3 separate regions of the Mus musculus genome follow, and all the other regions are linked to region 3. A link is a loop called in an ENCODE intact Hi-C map of the cell type or tissue named here. Cell type or tissue: left cerebral cortex. All regions are shown on one strand. Region 1 has its middle 42 kb from the start of Gm35177. Region 2 holds the start of 1700110K17Rik (RIKEN cDNA 1700110K17 gene). Region 3 overlaps Clmp (CXADR-like membrane protein).

What was found. Peaks named below come from ENCODE experiments on the same cell type or tissue, not always from the same donor. Only the 100,000 strongest peaks of a DNase experiment are listed, where the experiment ranks them.
Region 1: it touches region 3 in a loop (3-fold over the local background); 2 of 42 quality-filtered maps call a loop at or near these places.
Region 2: it touches region 3 in a loop (2.1-fold over the local background); 2 of 42 quality-filtered maps call a loop at or near these places.

What each region holds. Positions count from the first base shown.
Region 1 is chr9:40,504,281-40,506,780 of GRCm38, forward strand. It overlaps a transcript of Gramd1b not described here. Among named protein-coding and RNA genes, the nearest start is that of Gm35177, 42 kb to the right of the region's middle. In left cerebral cortex, no CTCF peak of the experiment used is centred here; a DNase peak (open chromatin) is centred at 1,484; H3K27ac peaks cover 1,538 bases.
Region 2 is chr9:40,332,800-40,335,299 of GRCm38, forward strand. It overlaps Gramd1b (GRAM domain containing 1B), which reads right to left. Exons shown (of 20, transcript NM_172768.2): 3 at 646-856. It overlaps 1700110K17Rik (RIKEN cDNA 1700110K17 gene), which reads left to right and starts at 673. Exons shown (of 3, transcript NR_040728.1): 1 at 673-788. In left cerebral cortex, a CTCF peak has its summit at 1,027 (motif pointing right); DNase peaks (open chromatin) are centred at 723 and 1,039; H3K27ac peaks cover 1,631 bases.
Region 3 is chr9:40,755,190-40,757,689 of GRCm38, forward strand. The region is part of intron 1 of Clmp (CXADR-like membrane protein); the gene reads left to right. Among named protein-coding and RNA genes, the nearest start is that of Hspa8, 45 kb to the right of the region's middle. In left cerebral cortex, a CTCF peak has its summit at 1,356 (motif pointing right); DNase peaks (open chromatin) are centred at 1,355 and 2,335; H3K4me3 peaks cover 879 bases; H3K27ac peaks cover 1,107 bases.

The sequences.
Region 1 (2,500 bases), 250 kb before region 3:
AGTATCATAGTCCCAAGATATGGCTCTTTTGGTATGTCTGCACAGGTTGCGCTCCATGTATATCTCATCTCTTAGTGTCTTTGCTGAGACATCTCAGCCGCATGGGACCCGTTCAACCCACGTTAGCCTCTAAACTACAAATGATGTTCCAGCCCTAAGGCACCAGCATTTTTTTTATGCATGCATGAAGCCTGCCAACCATACAAAGAACTGGCACTCGTGAATCTCAGTTTTGCCCCACTCTCCTTGAGTTGGTCCAGAGCATTACAAAGAATGGCCTGAAATCTCAGGAATGTGATTTTCTAGTTAGAGCCAGATCAAATCTACTCCAGAGTCAGCAGTGCCCACACTGCCCCTTGGACGTTAGATCTAGTCAACATTTAGTTCTGGGTGTCTGGCTTGGTTGGAAAACTTATATGGACTCTGCATTCCTTTTCTCTGTTGAGGGGACCCTCCATACCAAGCCCCACTCACAAACCCATCTCCAGATTTACTCTGGGTTTTGAAGGTCTGTGGATGCTAACATAATTTTCCCAAAAGGACTTCACTCAACACATAACACATTTCCAAAACGGGGGGGGGGGGAGATTTTGATTGGTAGCCCTCACTCTCATCTCAACTGGACTTGAACCCCAGTTGCGCCCATGAGTGTTTACAGAGATGTTTACCTGAAGAAGGAAGCACGTGAGAGGTACCTTACCAGGGCTGAGGTCCTAAGCTGAACAAAAGAGAGGAAGTGACCTGAGCACCGACCTTCATCTCCTTTTGATTCCTTGCTGTGGACACAGTGTGGGCAGCTGCCTCGTGCCCTTGGCACCATGCTCTCCCCAACAGTGATAAGCTGTGCCTCTCAAACTGCCAGCCCTAGTAAGCTCTTCCTTCTTGCCCGCCTTCCTTCTTCCCTTCTCTCTCTCCCCAACCTCCTTCCCTCCCTTCCTCCTATCTTTCCTTTCCCCCTTCCTTCTTTTCCTCCTTCTTTATGTTGCCTCTTGCCAGGTATTTGGTCACAGCAATGAGAAAAGTAACTTATACGGGGATTCCATTCTGGTCACAGTTCAAGGTCTGATGGATTTGGGTTTATCTCCAGAGGTCTGCATGTCTGTTAAGGTTTCGAGACTAGTCTTGCACAATAGCCCAACACCGGAGAAAAGCACCTGGATTCACTAAAGCATTGGCTTAGATTCAGTTCCACCGATAGGCAAAGTGCACCTGGGATGACTTCCAGGCCTTCCCATCTCAGTCCAGGAAAATGAAGGCTGTGGAGGTGCTTGAGGTGCGACTCTTCTAACCAGAGCATGCCTCATAACAAAAGGAAAAACATGGCTGGGCCTTTTCCTATGAAACACACCAGATTTGAGGTTTCATGAGGCTGCCAGGCATCTACTCAGCAACAGCAGCATCCTTGTAAAGCTTTGGCTCTTGGGGCCATTGTCATCACCATCTGTTCAGTTCTAAGAGACTCGGGGACTCCAGAAGCTGATCTAAAAAACCACCCTGGAAAGGGCAGAAGAGAGAGTGGGAAGAAGAGTGAACGAGACACTCTTAGAGTCCCACAGAATGAGCAACACTTGCTCGTCTCACCTCTACTCAAGAATCCCCTACCTCTTGGACCAGGGGTTCCCATGGAAACCTCAGAAGTTCTATCTATAGGAAGAGGAAAAAAATGTTTTTTAAAAAAATAAGAAGCATCGTTAAGTATGTGTGAATTTGCCTGGAGGAAGGCAGGCAAGATAGACGGGGTTCACATAAAGAGAACAAGAGCCCATCGTTGCTGTGACACCTTAAAAGACCGCATAGAAACCACACTGAACTTTAGGCACTGAGCCAGGAGGGAGGTGAGGTAGGGAGGGAGGTGAGAGGCACCAGAAAGCAGCCACACGCATAAGCTGCTAGGAGGGCAAGAGACTACCAAGAGCGACCTCATCAAAAGAACAGGGAAAGAAGCACAAAGAGTAAGCAAAGAACTGAGCTGGTGGTTGGATCCCAACTGGAATTCTGTATCATGTTAAGCCAAGCACAGTCAACTGATAAAATAAAATAAAGTAAAGTAAAATAAAATAAAATAATGACAACAAAAAGAATAACCCTTAGAACTGCCCAATAAATAGACAAAAAAACAGTGAAACAGAAGGTCTGAATTTCTCTAAAGAAGGGGGTGGCCAATAAGCACATAGAAAGATAGTGAACATCAGTAGCCATTGGGAAATAGAAATCAAAACCACAGTGAGATGCACCATACACCCTCTAGGATGATTATAATACAAAAAGCAGGTGACAGCTGTGGTGGTTAATCTTCATTGTCCATTTGATCAGATTTAGTTACTTTGGAGTCATATCTCTGGGCATTTCTGCAAGGGTGCGTCTAAAGAGCTTTATCTGAGGAAGGAAGACTCATCCTGACACCCTAGACTGGGACCACAGGCAGGATAAAAAGAGAAAAGGAGAAGGCTGGCTCAGCACTAGCCTCCAGTCCTCTCGGCTTCCTGGCAGAGGAAGCAAT
Region 2 (2,500 bases), 420 kb before region 3:
CAAGCCCTGCGACTCCCGTTGGTTTAGGAGCACCTGAGTAGAGGCACCTCTTGATTGCCAGAGGCCTGGGGATCGAAGGAGAACTCTGGGGAACCTTAACCATGTGAGGGAGGCCTCTATGCTAATCCTTGGATCAGGAGCCCAAGACAAGCTTGAGAGGGAAGGAAAAGTCCTGTGACTATCCTCTCTGCAAGATGAGTAGGGCATGGGCTGGGACAAAGGTAAGGCGGGGTGATGGCCAAGGAGGAGGTTAAAAATAGCCCTCCGGAAGCTTCCCTGAACTCGCTCTTCCTGGCAATACACTTGTCCCAAATAACGTTCCTTTGCCAGTTCAAAGGGCCAAATTTAACGAAGGATTATAAAGGCGACACCTCCTGCTCACCAGAGCTTCCTCCATATCTCAAGGGTCTTGAAGTTCCTTAGATGCTTACCGAGAGATGGGGAGCGGGGTGGAGAAGGGGCGCATGACTCGGGACCCTCCCTGAATGATTAACCAGGAATCAATTCATCAAGAGTCTCCCCTGCTGACGCTGACCTGTCCTGACTTCATCACATAGACACGGGGCTGTTCGGTCACATGAGTACCCAGTAGCTTCCTGCGACCAGCTAACAAAGGCTGCCAAGTCCCCAGCATCGTCTGCTCACCTTGGAATTTTTACCACCGCTCCGACCAGACTGTGAGGAGCAACTGCGTTGCACACCCTGCTCCGGGGTGGACGGGGACTTGTCCGAGGAGTGATCTGAGCCCTTCTCCACCATGGTGTCTCCGTCCTGGTTCTGTGGTGTTGGTGAGCGGGACCGCTTCCGGAGGATGGGAGAGCAGGCTGGCGTGCTGCGGTTGGAGTTACTGGCAGTGCTGCAGGGGCAGATGGAGACGGGGAATGAGATGGAGAGGGAAGAGGAAGGAAGGAAGGAAGGCTGTGAGTGACGGTCGGCCACAGACCCATGCAAAGGAGCCAGCTCAGGGAGCCCAGGCAACAGGCTGAGGAGACAACCCAGCTAGGGACTTGCTGCACTGTAATGCTGCTACTGACCAGCAGGGGGCAGTAGTGCCGGTGTGAAAAGGGAACTGGGACTAGAAACAAGCAGTCAAGTATTTAAATATTCACCCATCCAATCCTGTTTGAGCTTTAACTACATGTAGAAAGCTATTAGGGAAGATGATTTAGACCCTGAAAGAATCTCTCAATGCCACCAGTTCATTTTATACATGCTTTGTTTCAACACTTGCCCATAGTGACAACAACTCCGCTTTTCAAAGCATTCACATATATATTATTTCATAGGCATGTCTTTTACAAATTACGACGTTATTTTATCTTGCATGTATGTGTGCAGGCATGCATGTACCATGGGCATGCCTGTGGATGTCAGAGGGCAACTTGCCAGAGTCTGTTTCCTCCTTCCACAGTGTGAGTCCTGCAGAATGAACTCAGGCCACACTGGCTTGGCCATCTCGCTGGCACAGGTACCATGTGCCAGGACATTCAGTTGAGTTAATAACGGCCACTATCCTTCCATTTCATTTAAAAGATGAAGCTAAATGCCAGATAGAGAGGAGAAAGTGACCCAGGGCTAGCCTCAGAGTTTGCTACAGATGTAAGTCACTCATAGCAGCCTGGTAAGTTATGTTGCTGGTCTACGGGGGGGGGGGGGGGTTGTTCTCATACCTCCTACCCAAAATTCACCTCTAAAAAGTTCCTTGTACTTCCCATGGCACTAAATCCAGTTATACCGAGGCATTCAATCTGTTAATACAGTAAAGACCGAAACTTAGCTTGTGTTTTCAATAGAATAGAAGAGGTGAAGAGAAAAGGGTGGAGAGGAAAGAATGAACTCAGTTTGTTCTGTTTTCAGAGAACAGAGAAATCAAAGAGCTGGGCAGGGAGGGAAGAATCCTCAGAAAGAGACAGTGGAAATGGGAAGGGACATCCTGGGAGATTACATGGCCCCAGACCAAGGTGACAGGAGGGGCAGGATCCTGCCCACCTGCTCAGGAGCCAGACTAACTCAGGAAGCCTTTGTGCCATACCACATTCTGGCCTTGCCTCGGGACAGTGACATTTACATGAAGATCTAGCTGTAACCTCAGATGCTCCATGGAGACATTTGTAAAGAGTACCATGCCCTACCGCCTGGATAAACTCAATACAGAGAGAGCATCCAGCAGCCCATCCAGTATCATTGGGGAGGGGGAAGAGGTAGAGTGTGAATCTGTATGGAGTGGGGCCGGGAGCTCTGCACATGACCTCCACTATGTGTACATGCACAGATGCACATACCACGCCGCACACGTGGGGATTAGAGGACAGCTTTAGGGAGGTAGTTCTCTCCTTCCACCATGTGGGTCCCAGGGATCGAACTCTGGTCGATCCCTGGGACCCACATGGTGGAAGCTTGGGAGCAAGCACCTCTGCCCATTGAGCCATCTCTCTCTGCTCCACTGGATCTTCTCAGGCTGCCCAAACTGGAATTTAGTTCTCCAATGTGTTCTTCACCT
Region 3 (2,500 bases):
AAACATATGCTGGGTAGAAAAGGAACCTCACTAGCTGTCAGTGAAGCTGGCAAGAGAGGCCACGTTCTCCCTCAGCTCCAGGTGCTCCCCCAGCTCCAGGTGCTCCCCCAGCTCCAGATGCTCCCCCAGCTCCAGGTGCTCCCCCAGCTCCAGGTGCTCCCCCAGCTCCAGGTGTTCCCCCAGCTCCAGATGCTCCCCCAGCTCCAGGTGCTCCCCCAGCTCCAGATGCTCCCCCAGCTCCAGGTGCTCCCCCAGCTCCAGATGCTCCCTCCACCTGGTGTGTTCTCCCTTCCCTCCAATCTGCAGCCACAGCATGCCTGACTCCCCAGAACACCTCACAATCCTGGTTTGCCTCCTTGTGCCTGTTTCTCTTTGTCTTTTACAACACAGTGTGACTGTCGTTAATAATAACCACCGTTTGTTGAGTGGGTGCCTTGTTAGATCTTTTACCCAGGCCATGTACAATCCTTCCAACAACCTTTCTTCGTTTTACAGAGAAGAAAAGGCGTGTTGGGAGTGGGGGTAGTGGTGCATGTCTTTAATCCCAGCACTCAGGAGGCAGAGACAGGCGGATCTCAGAGTCCGAGATCCTTGGTCTTCAAAGCAAGTTCCAGGACAGGCAGAACTTCACAGAGAAACCCTGTCTACAAATAAACAAACAAAAAACAAAAACAAGCAGAGAAGAAAAGGCTGAGAGAGGTCAGGAGACTGTCTAAATCCGGGTCCATGGTGCCTCATGAAATGTATACAGTGTTCCAGAAAGTGTGAATGCCTCACTCATGCATACACATACACCCCCACACCCCACAGGACTCTACAACTTGGCTTGAGTCACTGTGTGTCTTAATTTTTTTAAAGATTTATTTATTATGTATACATGTATGCCTGCAAGCCAGAAGAGGGGACCTGACCCCATTACAGATAGTTGTGAGCGACCATGTGGTTGTTGGGATTTGAACTCAGAGCCATCTCACCAGCCCGTGTCTTAATTCTTGATCTATACAATGAAATACGGCTTTTCCCTTTGTTTTTGTTCATTCTCTGTGTTTTGCTTTTAGACAGGATAAGTCAGTGTAGCCCAGGCTAACTTTGAAGTCACAGTATTCACAGCTTTTTCCCTGCTTCAGGCTTGCAAATATCCGAATGACTTTACTTTCTAATACCTTACTTTCTTACGTATATCCGATGCATCCATTCTCCTGAGGCTTACTGGAGCATTCTGGGTAAAGCAAAATATGGGGAAACTCCTCCCACTCAAGGTTAGTGAATACTAAATGTCCCCTAACCATTGAAAAATGTTCTCACTCAATGGAAGAAAGGGAGGCTACATCTGTGTCGCCCACTAGAGGGCACTGTACTGTATACTGCACAATGTGAAAGACCAGACTTTCGATCCCTGCCATGGGATGCTCTAACTTTGTAAACTCTGATCTACACAGGCTGGTAAATTACTTGGATGATAACTCCTACACCAAGAGCTGCGGCCTTGCCTAGAGCCTGCTTTGACTATACATTCAGGGGTCATTTCCTTAGTTCATTACTCGGAGCTTGGGAACATGTAGGGAGCCTGTACTCATGGGGTAACCTTTCAGGAAGAGCAAACATGGGTGACTAGGGACAAGTTGTCCGCCTTGGGCATTCAATGAGCTTTGGGAAAGTAGTAAAGTCTTATTTAGGAAGAAGAGAGGTTAGAGGTTGTTCTTTGGTCACGGCCCAGCCCACTATCCCTTATGAGAGGGGCGGGGGATATGAATATGTTTTTTGTTAAAACTCCTTCTTGCCTGGTCTTTTTGAAAAAAAGTCTGGAATGATCAAAGGAGTCCAATGAGACCCAAGGTTTTAGAGCGCAAAATCTTAAGCTAATCTTAAGCAGCAAGTACACGAAGAATTAGTCCCACCTTACCATGGAGGAGCACGGAGGGAGCGGTTTCCAGGGCAGCTGACCCCAGGCCGGGGGATGGGGGTGGGGGAGTGGCTGTTGATAACGCTAAGGCTGAGAGGTTCCCACTAGCACCTTGTTAAGTGTCTGAGTTGCCCGTGAAATCCCCACTAGGGAAAGCCCAAGGCTTCCAGGAAGGCGTTTTGCATATACACAAGAAGCCTCTTTCCAAACCCCGCTTCCTATCGATAAATACTGCAGCAAAAATTTCAAAAATTCTTCCCTTCCCTGAACCCCTGCGACTCACTAGCTTGGCCAGGCTGTGATCTCCTCCTAAGTTATACCGACTGTAAGGGTTTCTTCGCCCTAAGGTTGATCCCTGTTGCCCAGGAAATCCTATGCTAGCAGCCAGAGGGTGGCTGGACCTGCCCATTCCCTCTCACCCACCAGATGGCAGGCACATGCTAAGCAGTTCCCACAAACACTACCGAGGGCCCTGCCAGCTCAAACTGTAGATTCAACATATGGTAAAAATTATTTCTTAAGATGACCAAAAAAAAAAAAAATCCCAGAAATCTGGTAGCATCTTGGAGTTGGGGGGAGGGGGGAGGATGGTGGGGA